3 separate regions of the Homo sapiens genome follow, and all the other regions are linked to region 3. A link is a contact called in ENCODE Hi-C data. All regions are on one chromosome and are shown on one strand. Each heading gives the region's core, a stretch centred on a gene start or an enhancer-like site at or near the end of the contact. The rest is flanking DNA. Distances are from core to core; before and after follow the strand shown.

Region 1 (3,856 bases), core at 617-3,116, 900 kb before region 3:
GATGTGAGTCCAAATGCGCACTTCGTTATCTACTCGCCATTAACCCAGAGCTCATCACTCAGCCTCTCTGAGTGACTGTCCAGCTCCTTATCTGTAAGATGTGGATAATAGGAGCACTGCCATTTCCAGCAAGAGTGGGGCGAGGGCTGGTAGAACATCCAGGTGATGTCTAGACCATGCCTGGCACACAGTCAATGCTCAGTGAATAAGGGTTGGTATCTTCTGCCCCATCACCATCATCACCGGCGTGTTGGCCTCTGACTGTCTAGGACTGCCTGAGCCACGGCCACTCCCAGTTAGTCACTATCTGGTCTCTGGGCTTCTTCCATGCTCGGCTTCCCACCATGGGAAGGCTGCATGCTGGGTGGCATCAGACAAATCCTTTCCTTTTCTAGGTCTTAAGCATCCCCCAGAATAACATTATAACATATAGTCATAATCACAGCTGTTGTGTGTTGAATGGTAACCCGTAAGAAGATAAGTGCATTCCCTAATTCCCACAACCTGTGCACATGGCCTAATTTGCAAAAAGGTCTATTTACCAAAAAATCATCACTTGCAGAAGCCCCTACACAAAACAGGTAAAAAATATCTCTATTCCTTTTATCACAGGATGAGGGCCCAGAGCCCTGCACGTCAGTGCCTCCAAGAGCCCTGCCAGTTTCTAGGGCTGCTAGGAGCTGGCAGGCTTCTCTGGGGCCTCTGAAAATCCCTGGCCTCGAGGTCCTATGATGCTCCATGATTAAACATACGCCAGAAACGGTCTCTTCAGAGAACAGACAAATGCCCTCTGCTTTCTCATTAGCTCTGCACTTTACCTGTATTGATGGGAGAGTTTGTTAAGAGTGATTTCCTGGCTTCAAAAGAACAGCAGATTCTTCCTTCCTCTTGTCAGAGATTCCTAAGAAGGCAGATTCTTAGGGAAAGAGTAAAACAAAAACGAGCTTTAAACACCACCTCCTTCCCCACTAGGCCCAGTCAGGGGAAAAGGGAGGATCTCTCACCAGGTTAGAGCTGCTCACTCCCACGCATGATGGGTGCCTGCTGGCAGCAGAAAAAGGCCAGGCCTTGTCTTAGAGATGCGCCTGTCCCCTGAGGACCCCAGGTCTGTGTCCTCCCAGTAGACTGCGGTTTCTCCAGCAGGTCCAGTAGTGGTGGCAGCTGTATTCCCGTGCTGGTTTCCCATCTGCTTGTCTCAGGCTGTCCTCAATGGGACAGCCACAGAGTCCTCACTCTTGAGGGACAGGCTGCTTATCAGAACAGCTGGGTATTAGGGTTCCGGGGCTTCCAGGGCACAAGGAACCCACCAGTCTTTTAAAATACACTGTTTGAATTAGTGACACCCTGCCTTCTCAAACCATAACATGACTGCTTTATAACCAAGTGGCATCAGCCTGTTTATCTATAAGGCCAACAAGCTCCGTGAATTCAGAAGACAGGCAGGTGAACACAGGGAGAGTGGATTATTTGGAAAGAGTATTTGTGTGGATTGGGAAGCAAGGCATTGCCCAGAAGGGTCCTCTACCAACACAACTGGACATAAAAATAACCAGCCTGTGGGAGTGTGGATTGTATTCGGGTGACTGCATGTTCTTACATGCCTAGGACAGTCCTGGTGTCTGCCTGTTGTCCCAGCAATATTATTAAAAGGGCCCCCTTTCACTCTCAGAGGTATCCTCGTTTGGATGATAAACCATTAAATCACCCCAACTGTATGACTGTGTATATAAAAGTGGTTAGCAGCACTTAGTGTGGATGTGTAGCGTAGGGAGTATGTGGAAGTAAACGCCTGTGCCCATGTGCTCTGACAGCCCAGAAGCTGGCTGTGGGTTAGCACAGCTGCACAGTTGTGGGTAAGTCACTTAACCATTTCACAGCACACACGGCTTTGAGGTGAGATCAGGGGCCTCACAGTCCGATAAATGGTGGTTCAGATCCTTTCTCATAGCCTGCTAGCTTTGACCTTTATAGAATTACTTAGCTTTCCTCAACTGCAAATTAAGAATAATCATATGGACCTCTCAGAGTTGGTATCATTTTTACATAATCTATATACACATCTAGAATATTTCCTGACAAATCATAACCTGCCAACAAATGGTGGCTGTTGTTGTTGTTATTATTCTAGGGCTGTGACTGTTTTTGGCTTTAGCTCTTCATTGTAGAAATGGTGAGAGATGACCCCTGTCTTTCCTGGCTTCCCAGGCATCATGAGGCTGAAACCCAGTGGCATCCCCGAAGCCTGGTGTCCCGGGCATGTGTGCACTGCTGGTGCTGGGGATGCAGAAAGGGAACCGCCTGCCTGCCCGCCCAGCTGCTCCATCTCTCTGGGACATAGGAATTGGCTTTCCAAGGCATCATCCCCTCCACCCATCTCAGGCCCTGCCTTCATCCCCTCCCTGGCCCAGCCATGCTGTATAAACACCAACACCAGGATGTCATTTACTGGTGTTGCCTGACATTGGTCGGCTGCTACCCAGAGGGCACTAGGTACCAAATTCCTAATTCTGCCTGCACAGCAGCTGTCAGTCTTTCCTGCCTGGAGAGTCTCCTATCTTCCTTCTCTCCTTTTGAAGGAAGGTGTCATCTGTTCCTAGTGTATTTGCTTTATTCTCTTTCTTTCCACTATTTGGCTTTGCAGAATTTGAGCCAGACTGCTTAAGTTCACACCTTGACTCTATCACTCAAAAGCTAAATCCCATGGACAAGTGACTTAATCATTTTGTGCCTCAGTTACCTCTTCTGTAAAAGGGGACAATAATAATGCCTACCTAGTTTGGTTGCCATGAGGTTTCAGGGAGTCACTACATGTACAGTGCTAAACAAAGCCCAACACACAGTAAGTACTTGATCAGTGTTAGCTATTTTTATTATCCAAACACCTGCCCCTTCTGGTTTCTCAGTGTTGCTCTGTGCTTCTGGCATTGAGGGACTCAGTCTAAGCTCTGCTGCTGGTGAACTGTGGGCACAAGCATGCCCCACCCTGGGCTTTGGGTCCCTTGATTGCCCACCCCGGAGGGTGGGGACACAGTCTTTGGGGCCCTTTCGGCCTCCCGTAGTGGATATTGCCTTCCCTTCAGTTGTTGTGCCTTGCTTTTCTATTTCCAGAGCCATTCAGAAGGGGAAGGCAGCAGCCGTTTGAAGCTCTTCCCTAGCCCTCCCCTGAATGGGGTGGGGTGGGACAGGACATGGGGAAAGGTCGCTAGACTGGAAGACAGGAGATGCCTATTTCGGGCCCTAGTTCTGTTTTGAGACTCTGGATAAGGCACCTCCTGTCTCTGATTTCGGCTTCTCCATTTATAAACTGGGGTGATTACCCCTCAGCTTTGTACCGCTCTCAAAATGAGCAAAGATGAAAAGATATGGAAAAGCATTTCACTGGCTGCCAGGTGCTACAGAAGGGCAAACTCCTGATTGTGTTGTGTGGTGTGAAGCCCCACCAGGCCAGGCACAGGGCATAGCACTGTGGAAGTAGCCTGGGCCGCCTGTGGCTGCTTGGATGGGAGCAAATGCATGCTGGTGTTGCTGGTGATATGTGAGGTTGTGCTGCCTGTGGAGATGCGAGATGAGAGTTTTCAGTTTCTTTCCCCCCTTGCTCTCTGTTCTCCCTAATGGACACTTGGCCCCGGGGTGACTCACACAGTAAACCATCAGCAATTGCTTCAGAAGGCTTGGAGTCCTCTCAAACATATGCTGACTTTTTGTTGTTCTATGTTTGGTTTGGAGTAGTGGGGCAGATCCCTGGGAGGCCATTAGCTGTGGGACCTGGAGTGAGCCCCTGCCCTTGGCGAGCCTTTGTGGTTGCATCTGTAAGGTGGGAGAAGGTGGGGTGAGGGTGAGAGCTGAGTGGGGGTCC
Region 2 (3,781 bases), core at 783-3,282, 560 kb after region 3:
TTTGTGTGCGTGTCCTGTCTTCTCTTCTTGTAAGGACACCGGTTATATCGGAGTCCATCCTGATGACCTCATTTTACCTTCATTGCCTCTTTAAAGTCCCTGTCTGTAAATAAAGTCACATTGTGAGGTACTGAGGGTAAGGGCTTCGACATACGAATTTGTGCGGGACACAGTTCAGCCCGTAACACTGCAGTGATACCTCCCCTGGTAACTTGTCCTATGCCGATAATTTCGATGAAGAAGAAAGTATGTGCAAAAAAACATTCATGGTAGTGTTTCAGTAATATCAGACAACTTAAAATGGCTGAAATATTTATAGAAGTCAAATAACTTATAACAACTATTTTGCAGCCATTAAAATTTTTAAGACTGAAAACTATGTAAAAAACAATTTAAAAATTCTTAGCATATAATGAGAAAAATAGAATACAAATATCATACGATTAATTGTGGGAAAAAAATCTATGCACATGGACAGTTACTGGAGAGGAAAGGAGGGTGAAATAATTCTCTTGTGGTGACCCAAACATGGATGACATACAAATTACCGTCACACAGCCTGAAGAGCCAGACCTCAGGTGCCTTGGGAGTATGGAGGAAGGAGGAATCAGCTTGGCCAAGAGAGTTAAACAAAATGTCAGCAAGAAGGTGGCATGTTTTTTTCCAACTATTTCCACTTTTTTATTTTTATCTTAAAAAGAAAAAGTAGGTTAGAATGAATAATGCATGGTCAGAGAGTACCAAGCTTCTGTGGCAGATAGTACTAAAGTTTTAGTATGTTTAGTACAAATTTTAGTCAAAAACAAGAAAAAACAAAGACAACTTGAGGCTTAACAAATTAATCCAGCAACTCAGCAGTGTGCTGATGTCACAGTGTTGGAGAGTGCTTTGGGACAGGACACCCAGCACTCGGCTGTGCTGATGGGAAGGATTCTGTCTGGCCTTGGTGCCCTGATATGTAGAAAGGAACATCTTGGCTGTCTATGACCTGTTCCTTCTCTGAACCTCAGACGACTCTTTAAAATGTACTTGTTGGAATGGGTCATTACAAAGGCCATCTCTTTCTTTCTTCTTTCATTTTCTATTTTGTTCCCAAATACACACAGAAAAATTATCTATGCAGTATTTTCCGTGCAGCTGACAATCTTAAAGTATACTCTGGCCATTCTGTATTTCTTGCAAAGAGCCAGGCCCAGGTAGAATGTCAGAGAAAGGAAATAAGATAAAGTCACCCACCCTGCGTTTCCAGCACTTGATTTTATCTGAAGCCAAACCCAAAATTCCTCCCAACCTTTCCCTGCTCACTGCCCAAGCTCAATGCAGGTCAGCAAACGCAGACCTTTATCGTTCTTTAGGGAACCTCTGAGTGGGCCGGGGCCAAGGGGAAGGAAGCATGCATTTCATTTCCGTGTCTTTAGCCTTAGGCATTCTCAGCCAAGAAGGCAAGCAGCAGGCTTTTGGAGAAAAGACAGCCTACCCTGCCCTTCCCCACCCCTTGCCCTCCCTGCCAGAATGAGAGCAGCTTCTGAAAAGCTGGGTATATCCAGCCAGAAACACGGGAAGGATTTGGTTGCACTGGATAGAAACACAAACTATGAAGGGAATGAGAGCAGCAGCGGCCGCAGGCGTTAACAGAACCCCTGTCTCTTCCTCAGGCTGGAAGAATCCATCACTACCTCTCTAGGAGACTGTCGGGCTCCCAGAGGGGAGGGTTAGTGAGTAAACTGAAAGAATAATAAAGGTGTCCCAGCCTAGAAGACGTATTCAGGGCAACAAAGAAAGTATTGCCCTGCAGTGTTCAGATTCTGAGCCTTTTATCTGTGCATCTTATCAAACATGTGCCTGTAGCATCCTGGCACACACTGTTCTGTCCTGCAGGGTTAGGCAGGGGGATTCTTTGTTTTGAAGGATGAACCAAGATAACACATACAGTAACTCAGATGCCCTGTGTGTGTGCACGCATTAGCATGTGCATGCACGTGGCTGGAGGCAGCCACACAGACTGAAAGAATGTGAGCTTTGGAGTGATTCATTCACTTGGGTATTCATTCCACAAATCTTGCTCAGCTCCTAGCATGTGACCACCCATTCTGGACATGGGGATACAGGGGTGAACAGAAGAGACAAGATCTCTGCTCCATAGGAACTTGTGTTCTGGAGGGAAACAAACAATAAACAAGTAAACTAGGCCGAGACACGGGCTTCTAGGCCACTCCACCATGGAGCAACTGTATCACACTTGACCTCACTGAACCTGCCTCTGTCAGAGGAGGTGAGAACTGTCTTGAAGGGATGTCTGAAGACTTCAAGGGCCTCTCAGGGTTCTGGCACGTAGACACCGTGCTGCTGAGGGCAGGAGCTCTGTGGGGTTGAGACTCTTGTTTGCTAGGCATGAAGAGACAGGGAGAGAAGTGGGATGGAAAGAAGGCATTCAGAACTCACAGGCAGCCCCAGCGAGGAGAAGTCAAAGCTCCGTGCCCCTTCCAGCACAAAAGCAAGTCCATTGAACCGGTGGCTTTTTCTGTCATCTAGCTCCTAAAAACAAAAACAAAGGTAAATTCCTGGAGTTCAACCTAAGTGTTTTGGGTCAAAGGTGGGGTCAAAGGTGGGCTGTACAAGTGTTCATGAATTGGGAGGCCGGAGAAAAGACACTGAGGGTTTGCAGAGAGGGTCTTCTGTTCTGGAGTCTAGTTCTATTCAGTCTCTCTGAGAGGTAGGGTCTTTATCGTGTACTTGTGCAGTTTACAAAAATGTGACAAAGTTTCATAATGTAGGTTCACTCAGCCATTTAACAAATGTTAATGAAATGGGGAGCTGAAATGTAAAAGTGATAAAACTTCTGTGCCTTCAAGAATTTCCCAGTCGGTAAGGGAGACAGACATACAAATTACTATCATACAGGCCGGGCACGGTGGCCACGCCTGTAATCCCAGCCCTTTGGGAGGCCAAAGTGAGTGGATCACCTGAGGTCAGGAGTTCGAGACCAGCCTGACCAACATGGTGAAACACCATCTCTAATAAATACAAAAAATTAGCCAGGCGTGGTGCCATGCACCTGTAATCCCAGTTACTTGGGAGGATGAGGCAGGAGAACCGCTTGAACCCAAGAGGAGGAGGTTGCAGTGAGCCGAGATTGCACCACTGCACTCTAGCCTGGGCAACAAGAGTAAAACTCCATCTCAAAAAAGAAATAAATAAAATAAAATTACTTATCATACAGCATGAAGAGGCAGATCTCAGGCATCTTGGGAGTATGGAGGAAGGAGGAATCCTTGGTCATACTCCCAAGTATTGGCCAAGAGAGTTAAAGAAAATGTCAGCAAGAAGATGGCATTGGAGGTGATGTTTACATTGGGTTTTGAATGACCCCTGTGGGTAGTAGGAAAGATTCACGCTATCCGATAGTGGGCAGGATTTTATTCTCAGTACTTCTCTTGCTTTAATTCTCACAGTCAGTAGACAAGTAGACACAGTTGACCTTCGCATCTTCAATAGCCTTTCTTCCTTGTCACAGAACATGCAGGAAGAGCACATTGTGTACAGTTGCATAATATAGTTGGTCTAAACGTTAGTTAATTGGCTTTGACATTATTTCTGAGAGTCCTACAATCCAAATTATTAAAAAGGCACAGTAACGTTAAGAAAAGCCTGTCAGGAATCTGTTTTATGATACCCCAATGTAAGTGAGAAGCTCCGAATTTTGATAATATGATCAGTGTGGACTTGATTCTTTAAAAAAATATTGAAAATAATACATATATTTAGAAGACAAGACCAGGGA
Region 3 (3,761 bases), core at 393-2,892:
CTTGTTGGAGAAGCTGAGATGGACTCAATTCAGTTTCTTCATTCATTCATCCATCCATTCATTCCCTCTCCAACACAATACCTGCTATGTAACAGATATTGTGCAGGGAAACAGAAATAAATCTGACCCTAATTCTGGATCTCCAGAGATCTAATGGAGGGAACCCAGCTTAAGCTTAAACCTGTGATTCAGGACAATAAAGTGAAAGGTGTCTGTTGGTGGAGGGCCTTACAGTACTCCGGGGGCTGCAGGGAAAGAGACAGGGAAGGTTGTCTGAAGCAAGGGGCAACTAAACTAGGTTGATAAACAGGGAAAAGCAGAGGAAGGAGGTTCCAGTCTGAGAAAATACATTGATCAAAGGCAAAGGGCTGTGAGGGTCAGGGGTCAGAATACAAAGCTCTAGTGCTGGAGGGGAGTGCCTAGAATTTAGGGAGCACCTGCTAAGGGGAAGCCCAAACACTTCCCAGAACTCCACCTTGGAAGTGACAGCTTCCAAAATCTGCTTCCCCAAATGGCAAAGAAGCACTAAGGCTAATGTTAGCTTCTCCATGTAATCTCCTAGTCCTTGGCACGCTCCTCCATCCTGCCACTTGCGCCTAGCAGAGGGCTGCCTAGAGTGAGCACTCAGTGACGACAGAGAAAGGAACACACATAAAATTCTGCAAAACTCAAATGCAAGAATAAGTGTGAAATGCATTATAAACCGTAAGGAGCTGTAGAACTGTGAGAAATTGTCACCAATAACGATTGCGTTTCTATCCAACTGCTTTGCAGGGGCTGGCACTCCAGAGATGAGGAACAGCCCTGTCCTCAGGGAACCCAGAAGAGTCAACCAGGGATCCCGGGGCTGCCTGGCCAATGCTCTGACAAGATGAAAGGTTCTTGGAAGAGGTGAAACCTGTGCTAACTCCAAGGGCCCACAGGAGTCAGGCAGGTGAGGAACTGGGGTATGGTGTCCCAGACTGGGAACAATCCCAGCAGGTAACAGAAGGCTGATGGCCCAAGAAGGACATGGGTAAGACAGGCTGGAGGGGCATCCACCAGAGGTGATAGCCTGAGGGGCATCACTTGGATTTCAGTCTCAAGGCAAGCTCAAGTGCTGGGAGAGAACATGGCCACTTTTGTGTTTTGCAGCAGAGCTTATCTAGGGGGACACACGTATGCCATGAAATTAATCCCTTCAGCCCTTGAGGCAGTGGGAGAGTTGGGCAGCTCCTACAGTTGCTGCTGGGTTGCTTCCCCCAGACCACCTTGGAGAAGCATGGGATCAGGGCAATCCCTCCAGCAGCTGGGAAGCAGGAGGCTGTGCTACCCGGGGCCATGGCTCACACCTTGGCACCAAGGAGGTGCCACTAAATACAGATGATGTGAATAATACTGGGATGATTGTGAGCAGCTCCTATGCAACCCCCAGAGGAGGCTTACCCGACCCTGATGCTCAGCACAGTCTTCACAGGACTTTTCAACTCTGCCTTGCTGCATTCCTGATTGCATTTCTTTCCTATGCCCAGATCCGCCCATCTCAGAAGGGCTGCAGAGCCTGGGTTCCTGTGGACCCACCACCCTCCTCACAGGTCAGACTCTGTGGCTTCATCCCAGCTGCTGACCCACTGCCAAACCGCAGCAGCCGGCATCTGCCCCAGGGCTGGACAAGCAGCCTGGCTCTGTGCCCAGCCTGCACAGCTGGGAAAGAATGAGTCAGCAGTGTCTTGTCTCCTTGGCCTTACGCTAAGCATGACCTATTACAAGGAAGTAAATAACTGGGGAATGGTCCCAGCAGGGAACTCCCTGAAACCTCAGGGTCTCAGGAATGGGACAAATCTTAGAGGTCTTTTGCACAAATGCTCTTCATGCACTACAGGAGCTCAGCCTATGGAGCCACACTGCCTGGTGTCAAAGCCCTGTGGGACCCTGAGCAAGTTAATAACCCTCTGTTCCTCTGTCAAATGAGGATAATAATAGTATTTACCTAATAGGGTCGTTATGAAAATTGAGTTAATTGGCGTAAAGTGTACACAGCATATAGTAACAACTAACAAGTGTTAGCTATTACTATTGTTATCGTTATGTGAAGCGATCCCTTCTCTGGCATCTCTTATGATTAAGCCCTCATACAAGTGCTTCCAGAGACATGAAGGTCATTACCACGAGAGGCAAACTCTAAGCTGTCTTTCTCTTGGCCTGTACAAAACACAACTGTTACCTCTCATCCTGACGGATATTCACAGTAGATCTCCTCTTCCTGGTATGCCCACCTCCACTCTAGGATGAGACCCTCACTTCCTTCCGAAGTTTTTCAAAGGGAATACTTGTTGTCTCTTTGCCCCCCTTGGCCCCTTCTTCTCGTGATATGCTAATTTGTCCACTCTTCCTCTGAACAACTGAAAACAATGTTCCAGGAGTGGGCAGACCAGCACAAATAGAATAAGAGCATCATCTTTCTTGTTCTAGGCACTGAATCTCTAGCAATCCAGCCTGAAGTCACATTAGCTAACTGACTGCCCCCATACACAGCTGGCCCATAAAATCTCGGTTAATTTGGCTGGGCATGGTGGCTCACGCCTATAATCCCAGCATTTTGGGAGGCTGAGGCAGGTGGATCACCTGAGTCAGGAGTTTGAGACCAGCCTGGCCAACATAGTGAAACCACATTTCTCCTTAAAAAAAATAAAACAAAATTGAGGTTAATTTTAGTTAGAACCTTCTAGGGTCCTTCTCTCATACCCTTGTGCTTGCCATATATCCCCATCACCCCCTGCCAATCTGAGCTAGTTGGTTCAGCTTTTTTGACTCCAAGACAAGACTTCACACTCAATGCTTTAACTTTCATTGTGTCTGCTCTGGCCTGACTTTCATAAAAAGTCACCACCATGATGTCAGCTGTGAGTGTCATTGGTCCATTCTTGTCCAAGCAATCGATTGCAGCTACCCTGACCCAGCTCCTGTGTCCCTTTCCTGAGTCCTTTACACCTTAGCGGTAAGGTGATGGGCACGAGAAGGACTCAGTCCATCTGCAGGTGGAGTCAGCAGATCCCTTCTGCCTTCCAGTCACAGACCTGAAAACCAAACGCTGAGATCGCCCAAAGTTCATGGAGCCACCAATATCCAGAAACAGATGAAAATGTTTAGGAGGCAAGAGGCAGGCCTGGAAGAACCCGAGGACGCCACCTGGGCCCTAGTCCCACTTGGACACTGGCTCTGGGTGTGACCTTGGGTGAGAAACATCCCCTCTAGGCCTCACCCTCCTTATCTATTGAACTTGATAATTCAGGCCATCTCACCCGCAAAGTTCATCACCCCTTCAAATAACTCTGTCACCCACAGTACTTTATTGCACCCCCCTGCTCCATGGGTTAGGACACAAGGAGGTCCTTTCTTTCCGTATCCCACAGGTACATTTAAAGGCTCACCATATGATTATCTAGTCATGGTTCAGACTAAGGAGCTATATTGTAACTACTTTTCCTGCATGTTAACTTTTCCTGAACATAAATCTTGTCTCCGCAGCGAATCCCCCAGGAGTGGGGAGTCTTCCTCCCTACCCCTCTCCCCCTGCCTTCTTTTCCCCATCTGACGTACCATCTGTGTGTTTATTGTTGGTTTTCTCCTCTTGAATGTAACAGAAGCAGCCAGGTTTCATTAATCCCCATATTCTTCTAAACTATAGCTCCAAACTGAGGGTGTGACATTGAGGAAGGGCTCTGCAAATATTTGTTCATCACTAGTTGATTGATGTCATTTGGATTTTCTTAAGCCCACAT

The links. Hi-C counts contacts between places; a loop is a spot of excess contacts on that map. Pooled maps may share reads with other maps.
Region 1: a loop to region 3 is called in a map of IMR-90, with 3 times the contacts of the local background. The contact joins two enhancer-like sites. A Hi-C loop is called at or near these places in 1 of 168 maps with a recorded cell type or tissue (IMR-90), 3 of 37 single-sample maps with no recorded cell type and 3 of 50 pooled maps.
Region 2: a map with no recorded cell type shows a loop between it and region 3 (4-fold over the local background). The contact joins two enhancer-like sites. A Hi-C loop is called at or near these places in 4 of 37 single-sample maps with no recorded cell type and 4 of 50 pooled maps.

Annotation. Positions count from the first base shown.
Region 1 is chr2:16,626,426-16,630,281 of GRCh38, reverse strand. The region is part of intron 1 of CYRIA (CYFIP related Rac1 interactor A); the gene reads left to right. Among named protein-coding and RNA genes, the nearest start is that of CYRIA, 37 kb to the left of the region's middle. Within about 2 kb of position 1,866, at least 5 of the 41 ENCODE cell types and tissues checked have a DNase peak (open chromatin) inside an H3K27ac peak, as active enhancers do.
Region 2 is chr2:15,168,047-15,171,827 of GRCh38, reverse strand. The region is part of intron 51 of NBAS (NBAS subunit of NRZ tethering complex); the gene reads left to right. Among named protein-coding and RNA genes, the nearest start is that of NBAS, 390 kb to the left of the region's middle. Within about 2 kb of position 2,032, at least 2 of the 41 ENCODE cell types and tissues checked have a DNase peak (open chromatin) inside an H3K27ac peak, as active enhancers do.
Region 3 is chr2:15,728,557-15,732,317 of GRCh38, reverse strand. No RefSeq gene overlaps it. Among named protein-coding and RNA genes, the nearest start is that of LINC01804, 40 kb to the right of the region's middle. RefSeq lists a silencer at 1-31. Within about 2 kb of position 1,642, at least 5 of the 41 ENCODE cell types and tissues checked have a DNase peak (open chromatin) inside an H3K27ac peak, as active enhancers do.